Regions from separate parts of the Mus musculus genome. Here region 2 is linked to region 1. A link is a loop called in an ENCODE intact Hi-C map of the cell type or tissue named here. Cell type or tissue: left cerebral cortex. All regions are shown on one strand. Each heading gives the region's core, and the rest is flanking DNA. Links, peaks and the distances in the headings are about the cores only.

Region 1 (7,471 bases), core at 1,486-5,485:
TGGGAACTGTCTGTCCATCCAGAGGGCGGGACAGAAGGCACCAGTGTCTGCCTGGCTGTGGCTCTTGCAACTGGCTCTGGGCTTTCTTGGGAGATAGTCCTCTCTCTAATCAGCACAGAACTGAGGAGGCTTCCCAGGATCTTGGTCACAGATCTGCACACACAGTTCATGCTGTTCTCAGCTGTGGCCACTGCAAAATACTGGCAACTCTCAACTCAGTCATTACTAAGTCCAACAAACAGAAACCAGTGAAAACAGACAGAAAAACCCTCACAACATGGGCTCCAGGCTGCTGCCCATCTGCTTAGAAAAGGAAAAACCAAATGCAAACATCTAGGTGGTCAGTGCCCACCACAGGAAGGAGACAGCTTTGCTCACTGCAGGACTCTAGGACAGTGCAGAGGCCTCCAGACCCAGACAGAAGCATGCCACTGGGGAGGCTCAGGCATCCGGGTTTTTGTTTTTGCACTTCCACAGAAAAAAAGACCGTCTTCCTACCATGTGACCCTGAAGGCTTCTAGAATCAGCAGCTGGGTTCACTCCAGCAGGCCATAGGGCCTGGATGCTTCTGCTTGGAGGAGTAAGGCCCAAGTGGGCACCAACAGCTGGGCTAGGCTCAATGCAACTGGATGAAGGCCTCCAGCTCCTCTGGGATGAAGCCCTTATAAGGGACCTTGTTCCTGTCCAGGGCACGGGCAGCTAGGCACTGCAGTGTCACATAATTGAAAGGCTGCACGGTGCTCTTAGCCAACAGCTTCGAGTCCAGCAGCTCGTAGGCAGTCTTTTTGAAGGCATTGGTGGCGTCCATGTGGGCCCCAGCTTCGATGAGAGCATCCATGATGGCCGGGCAATTATTCTGGGCAGCGATGTGCAGTGGGGTGTTGTTGTCGAAATCCCTGCTGTCAGGGTCTGCTCCGCAGTCCAACAGCACCTTGACCACCTGCAGCGATGGGAAGACGCCCACACGATACCGGCCCACGTTGGTGGTCTCCTTGTCCACCGCCATGTGTAGTGGGGTGAAGCCGTTTTTACCGCGAGGGGCACACTTGAGCAGGCGGTAGACTGTCTGGTGCTTGAGGTGTTCCTGGCTGGGGGTGCACTCCACCTTCTCCAATAGGTACAGAAGGTGGAGGATGATGGCAATGGCTTTGGTGAACTGTGCGGAGTCACCCGGTTCCTTGGGCAACTGCAGAGCCCGCTCCACTTCCCGAACCCCTTTGCTGAGCACACCCATGAGGTCGGCAAAGCCAAGCTGCATGCCCAGGTTGCCCTTGGCCGAGCGGTCCTGCAGCACGTAGGAGAAGAGCTCTGCAAACGACAGGAAGCTGCTGGCGGTCATGGGGCTCAGGGGCTCCAAGTTGTTTTGTTGCATGTCCAAGGCATACTTCCACAGACGGATACAGCGCTCGAAATTCCCGGAGTCCGCATAGACAGCACCCCGGTACCGTATGTAGTATGAAGTGTCAGGATGTGAGGGGCCCAAGATTCTCTCCCGTATCAGCAGCGCCTGCATCCGCATTTCATCAGGATCTGTAATGAGGGCTTCCAACTCTTGGGGTGTAGTCACCTCCCTGGAATAGTCATAGGCCAGAACCAGTTGCTGGGGCTCCGGCTTAGGGAGGTAGCCTCCACCCTGGTGACGGAGTTCCATCGCCCTTCTCCAGTGCTTCAGGGCTCCAAGCAGATCCCTTTTCTTATCCACGTAGGTGGCACCCAGCAGCTCCAAAGCTTCCACAGCTGCTTCCCGGCTGGTAGGGCAGCAGCTCTCATACGGTTCTGCTTCTTCTGGGGTGGAGCAGTGGTTTCCTGCCACCTGGGAGGAGCCTTCCCCGGGAAGCTCTGTCCCTGAGAGCTGCTCGTGGCCCGGCTGTTCCTGGATGAGGTACTCCACGATGTTGGTGTGCCCGGTGACGCTGGCGGCCAGCAGCGGGGTCATGCCATAGCCGTCGCGCTCCATGCGCGCGTGGCAGCCCAGCAGCAGCTGTAGGATCTCCAGGCTGCCAGATTCTGCACAGTCGTGCAGGGCGGTGTTGCCCTTGGCGCTGCGCCGGTTCACCTGTGCGCCGCGCTCCAGCAGGTAGCGCGCGATCTCGCGGTGGCCCTTGTAGCAGGAGATCATAAGGCACGTGTGGCCGTGGCGATTGGCCACCTCCAGGTCCGCCTTGTGCTCGCCCACCAGGTAGCGTACCACGTCCAGGTGGCCGTCGAAGCAGGCGGCGCGCAGCGGCGTGGAGTTGGTGCGCGTGGTGCGGTTGACCGAGGCGCCTCGGCGCAGAAGGCTACGCACCACGGCCAGGTGACCCGCGGCCGACGCTGCCCAGAGCGGCGGCGCGCCCTCGATGGTCTCGCCATCGAAGTGCACGGAGCCGCTCGCCTCCACGCTGGCGCCGCAGTGGTCCACCAGATACTCCACCACGTCTAGGTGTCCACGGCGCGCTGCGATTAGCAGTGGCGTGCCACCGCCGGCCACCTCACCCAGCAGCTCCTCCAGCTCCTCACGCCCACGGCCGGCCAGCAGCTTCTGCAGCAGCGGCAGCTTGCCGTCGTGCGCCGCATTGTACACCGCTGTGTGCAGATCCATGCTGGAAGCCTCGCTGCTGGATCTAGCCGGGCCGCCGGTCGCCAGAGACAACCTTCACCTTCTCCCGGGCTGTCATCTTAGCGGGTCTCCGGGAGGAATAAAATGGCCGCCGCGAAGGGGCGAGGACAGAGTGTGCACAGGCATGCTGGGAAATGGAGTCCTATGAGCGATCGCCCGCCGAATGATACTGGAATCAGAAAAGCGAAAAAACTACATTTCCCGAAAGGGATAGGGGGGAACCGGTGACAGGACGGCAATTTCCGCCAAGCAAGGCCAATGGTTAGTGCGATCCTTGGGAAATGTGGTGACATACTTCCTGGTATTGACTCTAAGGCGGAGATTGCCGGCAGCATGTTCTCACTCAGTTCCCAAAAGGACGTCTCTCAAAAGGGTCTCAGTTTTCAATTCCTACCATGCAAGTCTATAAAGTTGTATGTGACCCTGAGTATTTGATGACATACTTCCGGTTACTGTCACTGACACAGACTCTAGACAGGGCAAGAAGTCCGAGCTTTAGCTCGAAGAATACTGGGCGAGGTACCATTGAAAGACTACAGTTCCCATCATGGAAATACACCATGTTTTGAGGGGCTCTGAGCAGCTTGGCCAGGTGATAATGTGCATTCTGTCATTCATGTCAGAATCCACAGGAAAACATGAAGTGGGGGAAAAAGGAATTCGCTTCCCACAGCGCCGTGGGGCACCCGCGAGACGAAATGTAAATAAAAAGCCTCCCTTCGTATCGGGCAAGGCTCGGCGGCCCTTGCGGACGACCCAGGGTAGCGTGGTGCTGTACTTCCGGTTTTCGAGGTCGCGCAGGCAGGAAATGAATGGGCCTCCGCCTCCTTTGCGGACTACATTTCCCAGCGGGCAACAAAGGCAACTCCCAGCCAATCCGGAGCGAGGTGGAAGGCGAAGGGCTTCTACGAAAGGCTTGCTGACCAGCAGGGGGCGCGCGCCGAGTGTAAGATCTTGAGCTGGCAGCGCACCCCAACTCGCCTTTAGCTATTTGCAGAAATGTTAGGCAGTCTCGATTTTCACGTTAGCTTTTCTTTTTCTTTCTTTCTTCTTTTTTTAAGGAGCCACATGCGGGGCTAGAGAGATGGCTCAGTGGTCAAGAGCACTGACTACTTATCCAAAGGACTCTGGTTCAATTCCCAGCACCCACATGGTAGCTCCCAACTGGTCTGTAATTCCAGTTCAAGGGATCTTACACTAATGCACATAAAATAAAATTAAATAAATAAAAAATTTAAAGGCCACATGCTTTCCCTCCATCCGCCAAGGCCAGCAGAGGGCGTCGGGATCTTTGCCGCTGGAGTTACTGGTGGTGTGCGCATCCCTATGGTTGAGAGTCACAGCTGAACCACTGCTCCAGTTCCTCAAGGTCTTTTTAAAGATCAGTTTGAGGTAGGATTTCATGTAGCTCCGGTTGATGTCAATTCCCGGGACCCTCGTGATGGAAGATGAAAACTGATTCCCAAGGGCTGTCCTCTGACATCCATACATGTTCTGTAGCACATGGACACACACAGAGAATAAGAAAAATAAATGTAGTTTAAATTTGTATTATTGTGTGTGCACACACACACCGCAGCACAGGCACAGAGATCTGAGGACAACCCTTGGGAGTCATCCTCTTCCACCGTGTGTGCGTCCTGGGGCTCAAACTCAGGTCATCAGATTTGGCAGCAAGCACCTTTGCTTGCCTAACCACCTCACTAGTTGTTTTTCTTTGTTTTCAATATGATTTGTCTTTCTGTACTCCCTCAGGCCTGCAGTGAGTCAGCTCCAAGGAGACTGGGGGGGGGGGGGGCTGTGCTGGTGGCCACTCCAGCTCCTGTCTGCACCTTGTGTCTATCCATACCTCAGCCTGTCTCTGCTCTGCATAGCTCCTCTTCAGCTTCTGACATTTGCTTGTCTTGCACAGGCTGCTTGCCCCTGGCACCCCACTGCGTGTGAATAGCCATAAGCCACCTCGGAACCCCTGACCAGCAACTCTCATGTAGAGCCACAGCTGAGCCTCTGGCACGCACTAGCCATGCAAGAGACTCAGACAATTAGAGCTTCACCAGGGCTCTCCCACTAGGTGCATATCTCCAGGCTGTGGTGGCACAGGTGCATGCCTTTAATCCCAAAACCCAGGAGGCAGAGGCAGTTGGATCTCTGAGTTCGAGGCCAGCCTGGTCTAGAGAGTGAGTTTCAGGAAAGCCAGGGCTACACAGAGAAACTGTCTCAAAAAAAAAACAACTATATATTTATTATTGTTTATTTATATTGGTTTATGTACACATATACATGTGTATATATTTAATATTTTTAAAGATTTATTTATTTATTATATGTAATACACTGTAGCTGCCTTCAGACACTCCAGAAGAGGGCGTCAGATCTTGTTACGAATGGTTGTGAGCCACCATGTGGTGGCTGGGATTTGAACTCAGGACCTTTGGAAGAGCAGTCGGTGCTCTTAACCGCTGAGCCATCTCTCCAGACCCTTAATATTTTAATACGTATGTTCTTAAGCACCCAGAAAGTAGAAAAGGTGGTAGCACAGATCCCAGAGTTGCCAAGCCCAGGCTGGGAGGACCTGCTCATTCTCTAAACAGTTGCTGATGGGGTTTGGGGAGGAAAGGAGCTTAGAAGCTGGGCGGCGGCAGCCAGGACCAGGCTCCAGGAGGAAAGTGGGGAGGCCCATGGAACGGTACACCAATATGCAATTCATATCTTCCCGGTCAATCACAGACCAACGGCTTCAACACTGAGCGGTTCTCCTGGTGTTGAAGATGGACCCCAGGGCCTCTGCCGATGCTTGGCATGTGCTCTCCACTGAGCCACCTGGACACATTATGTAATCGTAAAAAAAGATTTTATTTTTATTTATATGGGTGTCAGTGCAGGTACCTTTATAGGCCAAAGGGGGGTGGGCATCAAGTTCCCTGGAAGTGGAATTACAGAGGGTTAAGCCGCCATGTGGGTGCTGAAGCTAAAGTTTATCATCCTCAAGAGCAGAACAGGCTCTAAGTGCTCATCCATCTCTTCTACCCTGGAATATGCCATTTTAAAACACATCTTCGTCTGTGAGCACACACATGTACTTGCATGCAAGGCCAGAGGTTGTTAGGGCTCTGCCCATCCCTCTTCCACCTTAGTTATTAAAGTAAGCTCTCTCAATCAAATTTAGAGCACAGAGACAAGTCTGGGCTCAGCATCCAGTCTCTGCCATCCATGGCAGGTGCATTCCCACAGCCACTCAGAGTCACAGTTAGCCATGATTTCTTTTTTCTTTTAAATATATTTTTTATTAGGTATTTTCCTCATTTACATTTCCAAAGCTATCCCAAAAGTCCCCCATACCCCCACCCCCAGCCATGATTTCTTAATGAGCACCTTGCCTGGTCCTCTAAAGGTTCTTTCTTATATTGCTTCCAAGTTTGCATATGCATATGCATATGCATGTGCGTGTGTGTGCATGCTGGAGTCAGAGGGCAGCTTGGGAAAAATCCACTTTCTCTTTCTACCATGTGTGTCTGTGGGTCCTAGGAATCAGTCTTGGATCTCACTATACAGCTCAAGCTAGCCTCTAATTCATCCATCATTCCCTTGTGTTCTCTGTGCACACAGATCCTGGGCCCCTTCTTCTCTAGGGAAAGATCCCAGTGCTGAGAGCCCCACAGGTCCCAGTCAGTGGCCTCTTGGCTCCTTCAAATACAGCTGGATTTAAACACTTTTGCATTTAGATGTTTTCTTTTTCTTTTCTTTCTTTTTTCTTTTTCTTTCTTTTTTTTTTTTGTTTTTTGTTTTTTTTTGTTTTTTTGTTTTTTGTTCTTGTTTTTTTTGAGACAGGGTTCTTCTGTATTGCCCTGGCTGTCCTGAAACTCACTCTGTAGACCAGGCTGGCCTGAACTCAGAAATCCGCCTGCCTCTGCCTCCCAAGTGCTGGGATTAAAGGCGTGCACCACCACTGCCCGGATCTTTTCTTTTTTCTAAAGATGTGTTTATTTTTATGAGTACAATGTAGCTGTCTTCAGACATACCAGAAGTAGGCATCAGATCTCATTACAGATGGTTGTGAGCCACCATGTGGTTGCTGGGAATTGAACTCAGGACCTCTGGAAGAACAACTAGTGCTCTTAATCACTGAGCCATCTCTCCAGCTCCTAAATGTTTTTTTTTTTTTTAGACTGTGTCCATCTTGCCATGGTTCTGCACACCTGTCATCCCATCAATGGGGTGCATGGGAGGGATGAGGCTGGAACATGATGAGCAGCTTAGCCTGGGATACAGCAAGACTGTCTCAAATTTTAAAATTGTGTCTGGGTTTGTGAGAGGGCTTCGGGGCCAGCATGGCTTACAGAGTAAATTCTAGGACATCCAGGGATACACGAGAAACCCTGTCTTGATCCCCAACCCCCAAAAACTACGTTGAATCTGGACTGATATACCTCCCCCCTTCACTTTTGTTTTTCTTCTTCTTCTTTTTGTTTTAGACAGGATGTCACTATGTAGCCCTGGATGGCTGTTAACTCACAGAGAGCCACCTGCTTCTGCCTCCAGAATGCTGGGGTTAAAGATTGTAGCACCAGGACTGCAGATACATTCTCTGCCTTTATTCCATAGAGGATGCAGCAAAACAGTCAAAGACATATTATTTACATTGTAGCCAGTACTGAGTCAGACAGAGAAGGTTGAATTCCTGTGATGAGCAGGAGCATGCTCTGGGGAGAGACCTTGTTATAGGCACTAGCAACGGGGAAGGGACAAAAACTGTACAGAGCAGCCAGCAGCAAAAGAGTCACAGGGTTTGAGGCCAACATGTATGGAACACTAGGCCATAGCCAATGTCTGTCATCTCCACAACTTGGAGGAACTGTCAAGAATTGAAATTAC
Region 2 (5,735 bases), core at 1-4,000, 170 kb after region 1:
ATTTCACTTTCTAATTTTAAACTTTAGAAATTATATTTGTTTAGTGTGGGCGTGTGTGGAGGGAGGCCAGAGAGTAACATACAGGAGACAGCTCCCTTCCCACCATGTGAGTACTGGGGAAGGTGTTCACGTCATCAGGAATGGAGGGCAAGCATCTGCTGAGTCTCACCAGCCCCTCTCTTCAACTTTTCTAAATTTCTTCTCTCCCCAGAAATTTCCAGACAGGCTCTTGGCATTATTTCTTCTCTCTGACCAGGAGTTCTCACATTCACAAACAACTGCTTACTATACCCAATCCTCAGCTGAGAGTCCCAGACAGAGGAGGGTGCTAGTATAGCAAGCCTTTCACTTTTGAGAGGCATCTTCCAGACTTGCAACACCCTGTTCAGAATCCAGGCTCATCTTTAGATGGTGGTCCCCACCTAGTGGGCACTGGGTGATATCTATACACACATGTGGTAAAATGACCTGGGGTGTCCCTGGAGTGGAGTAAGCAGACCTACGACTCTGCTAAGCATTCTGTAAAGCCCAGCAATACACCCCAAAGAAAGATCCGATCTACAGTACTGAGAAACCATCCTGGAAGTTTCTGAGGAAGCCCCTGCTCCTGGGAGCCTATAGATGCTCCACTGCCCACTTGTTCCCAGGCACTCACCGGAGGCGCACTGTAGCTGGCATGGGGGTTGTTCTGGATCTCCCAGAGCCCCTCATTGAAGCCTTTCCTCTTGTTGGGCTTTCCGTACTTGTCCTTGCACTTATCATAGGGGAACAGGTCCTTGGGTCCCAGGAAGGCCCTGGAGGTAAGAACCATAGGCCAGTTCCAGGTGAGCCAGGTCACCCTGGGAAAAAAGCCAGTCTGTGGGTGAACACTGAAAACCTGGAGGGGACACTTACGTTTCATGCGTTCCAAAGAAGAAGATGGGGTATTTGTTGGGTGGGGGCTTCACGGCACCATCAGCAATGTCATCAATCTGTAGTGTGAGGCAGGCTGGTCAGAGGGCTTCAGGTGTAGGCCAAGAGGCAGCTTTATCCAGACCCAGTTACCATCCAGTTACTTAGGGGGGTTTGGGGTGGGGGGAGGCACACCATGGGAAGACACAGCACCTTCCAAACACAAGTCTAGAGATCTGAACTCAGGTCCACTAAGCTATACATTATCTCCTTAGCCCCTTAATTTGGAATTAATGTTTTTCCTTTTAGACAGTCTCACTATGTAGCCTGGCTGTCCTCAAACTATGTAGACAAAGGTGGCCTGGTACTTGTCTCTGTCTCCTCAGCAATGGGGATTGGGATTGAAGGTAAGTACAACCATGCCTGGCTATGAAACCTGCACACTTATGTGCATCCTACTAACCTGTCTGCTACCCACAGTGATTATCTTTCCACCAAGAAGAAAGCTGGGCCCCCATACAGGTACTTAGGCCGAGCCAGGTCCAGTATAGTCCCCTGAAGCCCCTGGGGTGGGCCTAGGTTCAGCTTCTCCCCACTCCCGGGACTAGCCAATGACTGCCCCTCCTGGAAAAAAGGCCCAGTCTGTTCTTGTCCCAGAGGTAAATCTGGCAGCAACAGGGATGGAGATTTGGGGGAATGAGGTGGAGTGCTGAAGGAGCCAGGCCCAGAGCAACCCGGAAGTCCCACCCTCTTTGTGAAAGCCCATGGGTTCCAGCAGCTGTCAGTCACCTTCCCACAGGATGCTAGTAGCCCCTTCCCCTCCAATCAGGTGCTTGGAACTGTTCTCTCAGTGCTGGAGAAGGCTGGGAAGGGGGAAGGGACAAGAGCTTCATAGAGAGCAGAGGTAGACTAGTGAGGGCAGTGGCCAATGTAAAGTTTTGCTCCCCAGTCACCCCACTCACAGTGGGATTTCCCAGTGTTTAGCCACCCACCTCATCAACGCCGGGGGATGGCTGGATCCTCCCTAGCCTGCTCCTCAAACTCTGGTCCCTGGTGGCTGGATGCAGGATACCAGATGCAGAAGCATCCTCAAACCTGCCCTGCCGAGCCCTGCCAGGCTGCTTCTCCCAACGGTCCCACACCTCAGGAACTTATGGGGCCCTCTGGTCCTGACCTCTAGGAGTTACCTCCTGGGCTGGTTCCTGTTGAGCTTGCTCTTTGGCATCCCCATGGTAACTCCCTGCCGTATGGTCTTCCATTCCCACCCCCATGCAGACACAGCCAATCTAGCCTCTGTACTAAGACCTAGAGGCAACAAAACTCTGTTTCTATGCAACTGAACATGTGCACCAGGACTTGCAACGCTAGCCACCATCTGCACAACAAAAATTCCTTCAGTCCTGACACATGGATGCAGCTAACTTCAGCCCTGGAGTGATCTCTGTCCCAAGTCCTGGGGGCAGCAGAAGCCTTTGGGTCTCCGTGTATGTGCCAATTTTTGCCAGGGCCAGAATTCTACCACCTGCGCACCCAGGCTCTAAAAATCTACACTGCTTGACTCCAGCTTTCTCAAACAGGAAACCTCAAAGCCTCCTACCTCCAGCTTGAAGCTGCCTGTTCTCAGGTAAGCTACATACAGCCCACTGAATCCCTTTAAGGGCCGGACTCCAGGTCCCCAGAAAAGCTTTCTTCCAACCCTTGCCCTCATTTAGGTCATAGAGATAAGGTCCCTTTCCTTCCGCTGTATCCCGCTCCCCCATCCATCACGCGCAGCCTCTCTGGAAGAGACTCTTCCCATCATTTGACCCTTCCACTCCAATCCCAACGTGCCCATGTACCCTTTGAGCCCCACTACATCCCTCAGGCTCCACGACCCTGGGATCCCCTAAACGCATTTCTGACCTCTGGTACATTGGTCTCTCAGGCCCTGGACACCAAACCAAGTGACACAGGTTCCGGAGGAGGTCAAGGCTAGCACCACGGCCGTTCTCTGCAGGACTGTGGGTCTCTGAGACTCAGGACCTCACCATGCAGGTTACTCAGACCAAAACATTGCCACACCTCAATTCCAAAGGACCACGGGTCAGAGCCAGGATCCGGAACAGCGGAACACAAGTCCCTCAGACCAGGGACCTCCCCGAAGACGCACCAGACCCCAGGCACTGTGGTCCCGGAGGAAGGAGATTCCTCAACTCCAGAAAACCACAGTGCAGTCACCTGAGCCAGCAGCCCCAACCTCTCCTCAGCCTCCATTCCAGCCTCCCCGCGCGCGCCCGCCCGCCCGCCCGCCCGCGGCCCCTCTGCTCGGGGCCGCCAACTCCGCCGGGCCCGTCCACTCCACGCGCGGCCTCACCCGGGCCGGCCAGTGCGGGTAGCCCTTCATCTTGGCAAACACCAAGTCCCCGGGCTTGAAGGCGTGCGGCATGCTGTCGGCGGAGGCCCAGGCCGCGGGAAGCAGCAACGGCGGTGAGAGGCGAAGTCAGAGGCGGGAGTCGGACGCCTGAGGGGCGGAGGCGTCCGCACGGGCCGCCGGCCGGCGTCTACTTATTGGGTTCAGCACGACCGGAAGTCCCGCCCTCCCTTGGCTAGGGGCCGCCGTCGCCGTCGCTCATGACCACAGAGACGCGCGCGGGCCAATAAAGGGAGGGGTTGGATCAGAGCTAGTTAACGGGATTGGATAACGGAGCAGAAGCCAAGGGCGTGGACTAGGAGCCAGTGGGTGGGGCGGAGGGTGTCGGAGGTAAAAGACGAAAGGTTTAAGCGGCTACTGGGTGGAGCCTAGAGAGGAATGATGGGCGGGGCTTAGGTTGGGGATCGCTCAGGGGCGTGGCTCGCAGTCAGGATGTGGGGCGGGGTGAAGGGCATTAGACGAATTAGACGCAAAACGGACAGGGGCTTGACAGGGGCGTGGCTTAAGAGCTGCATGAGGCAGTGGCCTGTGGGTGAAAGGAAGACTGAAACTAATGACAAGCAGTGATGGGGCGGGGCCTAGCGAGGCCGGAACATACATAACAGTACTGAACAGGCCTTTGGACTCGGCCAGACGAAATATAAACAACCAATCAGCGTAGAAGACGGATTAACGACAGCCTTCCAAAAGGGCATCAGTGCAACTATGAAGCCCATTGGCTATAGCTCGACCAATGGCTGGACATGAAGACAAGTTCCACAGAACTCAGCAAACTCCCGCCAGGAGTTGGCAGAGGAAGGGGCGGTGATCAAGAAAGGTCAGGGCTGAGAAGGGGGCGGGACAGAGCTCACTTGTTTACTTTCATTATTTAAAATTTTTTTCTTTTTTTGTTGTCTATAATACATTACATATTTTCACTTTATACTTACAGCACCTTTATACTTTGACATTTTGCATTTTAATTATTCTTTTTGTTGTTGTTTTTTTGAGACAGGGTTTCTCTGTGTAGCCCTGGCTGTCCTGGAACTCACTCTGTGGACCAGGCTGGCCTGGACCTCAGAAATCCGCCTGCCTCTGCCTCCCAAGTGCTGGGATTAAAGGCGTGCGCCATCACTGCCCAGCCATTTTAATTATTCTTAATTTTATTTGGAGACAGGGTCTCACTCTGCTGTCCTCACTGGTGAGTGGGGGGTGGGGACAACTCCTTATATAGACCAGACTGGCTTCGAACTCACAGATGTACTCTTGCCTCTGTCTCCCCAGCTCTGGATCAAACATGTGTGCCACCGTGCCCTGCCTTAAAAATCTGTGTGCTGCCGGGCAGTGGTGGCTCACGCCTTTAATCCCAGCACTTGGGAGGCAGAGGCAGGCAGATTTCTGAGTTCGAAGCCAGCCCGGTCTACAGAGTGAGTTCCAGGACAGCCAAGGCTATACAGAGAAACCCTGCCTCGAAAAACAAAAACAAAACAAAACAAAACAAATCTGCGTGCTATGTGTGGGCATGCACGCACATGCTACAGCGTGTGTAGAAATCAGAGGACAGCTTTGTGGAGCCCACCACTCATTTTTTTTTCACCTGAGGCTTACGGGGAAAGTAATTCACTCGATGAGCCATTTCACTAGCCATATTTACTTTACTTAAATGTATACTGATCTTAGTAGTTGTTTATTTTTATGACTGGGTCTTAGCCCAGACTACTTTCTGAATAGCTATGTACCCAAGGCTAAATTTGAACTTTTGATCTCCTGACTTTATTTCCCAAAGGCTTATGTGGTGGTGGGGATGGAATCTGGGTGTTTTGCATGCTAGAGAAGATGAGCTTTTCTCTAAGCCCCATTCCCATGATGCTTATTTCTCTTATTGACAGTGTTGATTACCTACTGTACTTAATGTCACAAACTATTCCATGCTGAGTAAAAAATACATTGGATACCAAGTGTCTCAATTTCCCTAGCTGTAAAATAGGGTCCATAATGAACCATGTCCAATGGGGCCAGGAAGGGTTAGTGACTTCCCTATCTTTTTAAAGTTTTTTTTTAAAGATTTATTATTATACATAAGTACACTGTAGCTGTGTTCAAACATGCCAGAAGAGGGCATCAGATCTCATTACGGGTGGTTGTGAGCCACCATGTGGTTGCTGGGATTTGAATTCAGGACCTTCGGGAGAGCAGTCAAGTGCTCCTACCCCACTGAGCCGTCTCACCAGCACGTGACTTCCGTATCTTGGACTGTGTCTGGTCCTTGGGGTTCCTGGAGCTTCCACTTTATGTGGACTCACACATAAAGAACTGTTTGTATTCTTGTGGGTTTTTTTTTAATCTATGTATGATCTCAAAGGAAAACTAATAAAGGTGGCATGTCTAGGCTGTAGGGACGTCTCAGGACCTAAAAAATTGACAGAGAACTGGCTCACTTAAGCCTGTCCTCCCA

The links. Hi-C counts contacts between places; a loop is a spot of excess contacts. Peaks named below come from ENCODE experiments on the same cell type or tissue, not always from the same donor. Only the 100,000 strongest peaks of a DNase experiment are listed, where the experiment ranks them.
Region 2: it touches region 1 in a loop (2.9-fold over the local background); 1 of 42 quality-filtered maps calls a loop at or near these places.

The regions. Positions count from the first base shown.
Region 1 is chr17:56,252,019-56,259,489 of GRCm38, reverse strand. Fem1a (fem 1 homolog a) reads right to left here and starts at 2,697. Exons shown (of 1, transcript NM_010192.4): 1 at 1-2,697. The coding sequence starts at 2,581. The coding sequence ends at 617. In left cerebral cortex, for the core only: CTCF peaks have their summits at 3,321 and 3,521 (motif pointing right); DNase peaks (open chromatin) are centred at 2,795, 3,168, 3,469, 3,865 and 2 more places; H3K4me3 peaks cover 2,361 bases; H3K27ac peaks cover 2,738 bases.
Region 2 is chr17:56,077,336-56,083,070 of GRCm38, reverse strand. Hdgfl2 (HDGF like 2) reads right to left here and starts at 3,440. Exons shown (of 16, transcript NM_008233.4): 1 at 3,245-3,440; 2 at 895-971; 3 at 656-794. The coding sequence starts at 3,316. It also overlaps a transcript of Ubxn6 not described here. In left cerebral cortex, for the core only: a CTCF peak has its summit at 1,953; DNase peaks (open chromatin) are centred at 1,687, 1,990, 2,992, 3,717 and 1 more place; H3K4me3 peaks cover 2,686 bases; H3K27ac peaks cover 1,119 bases.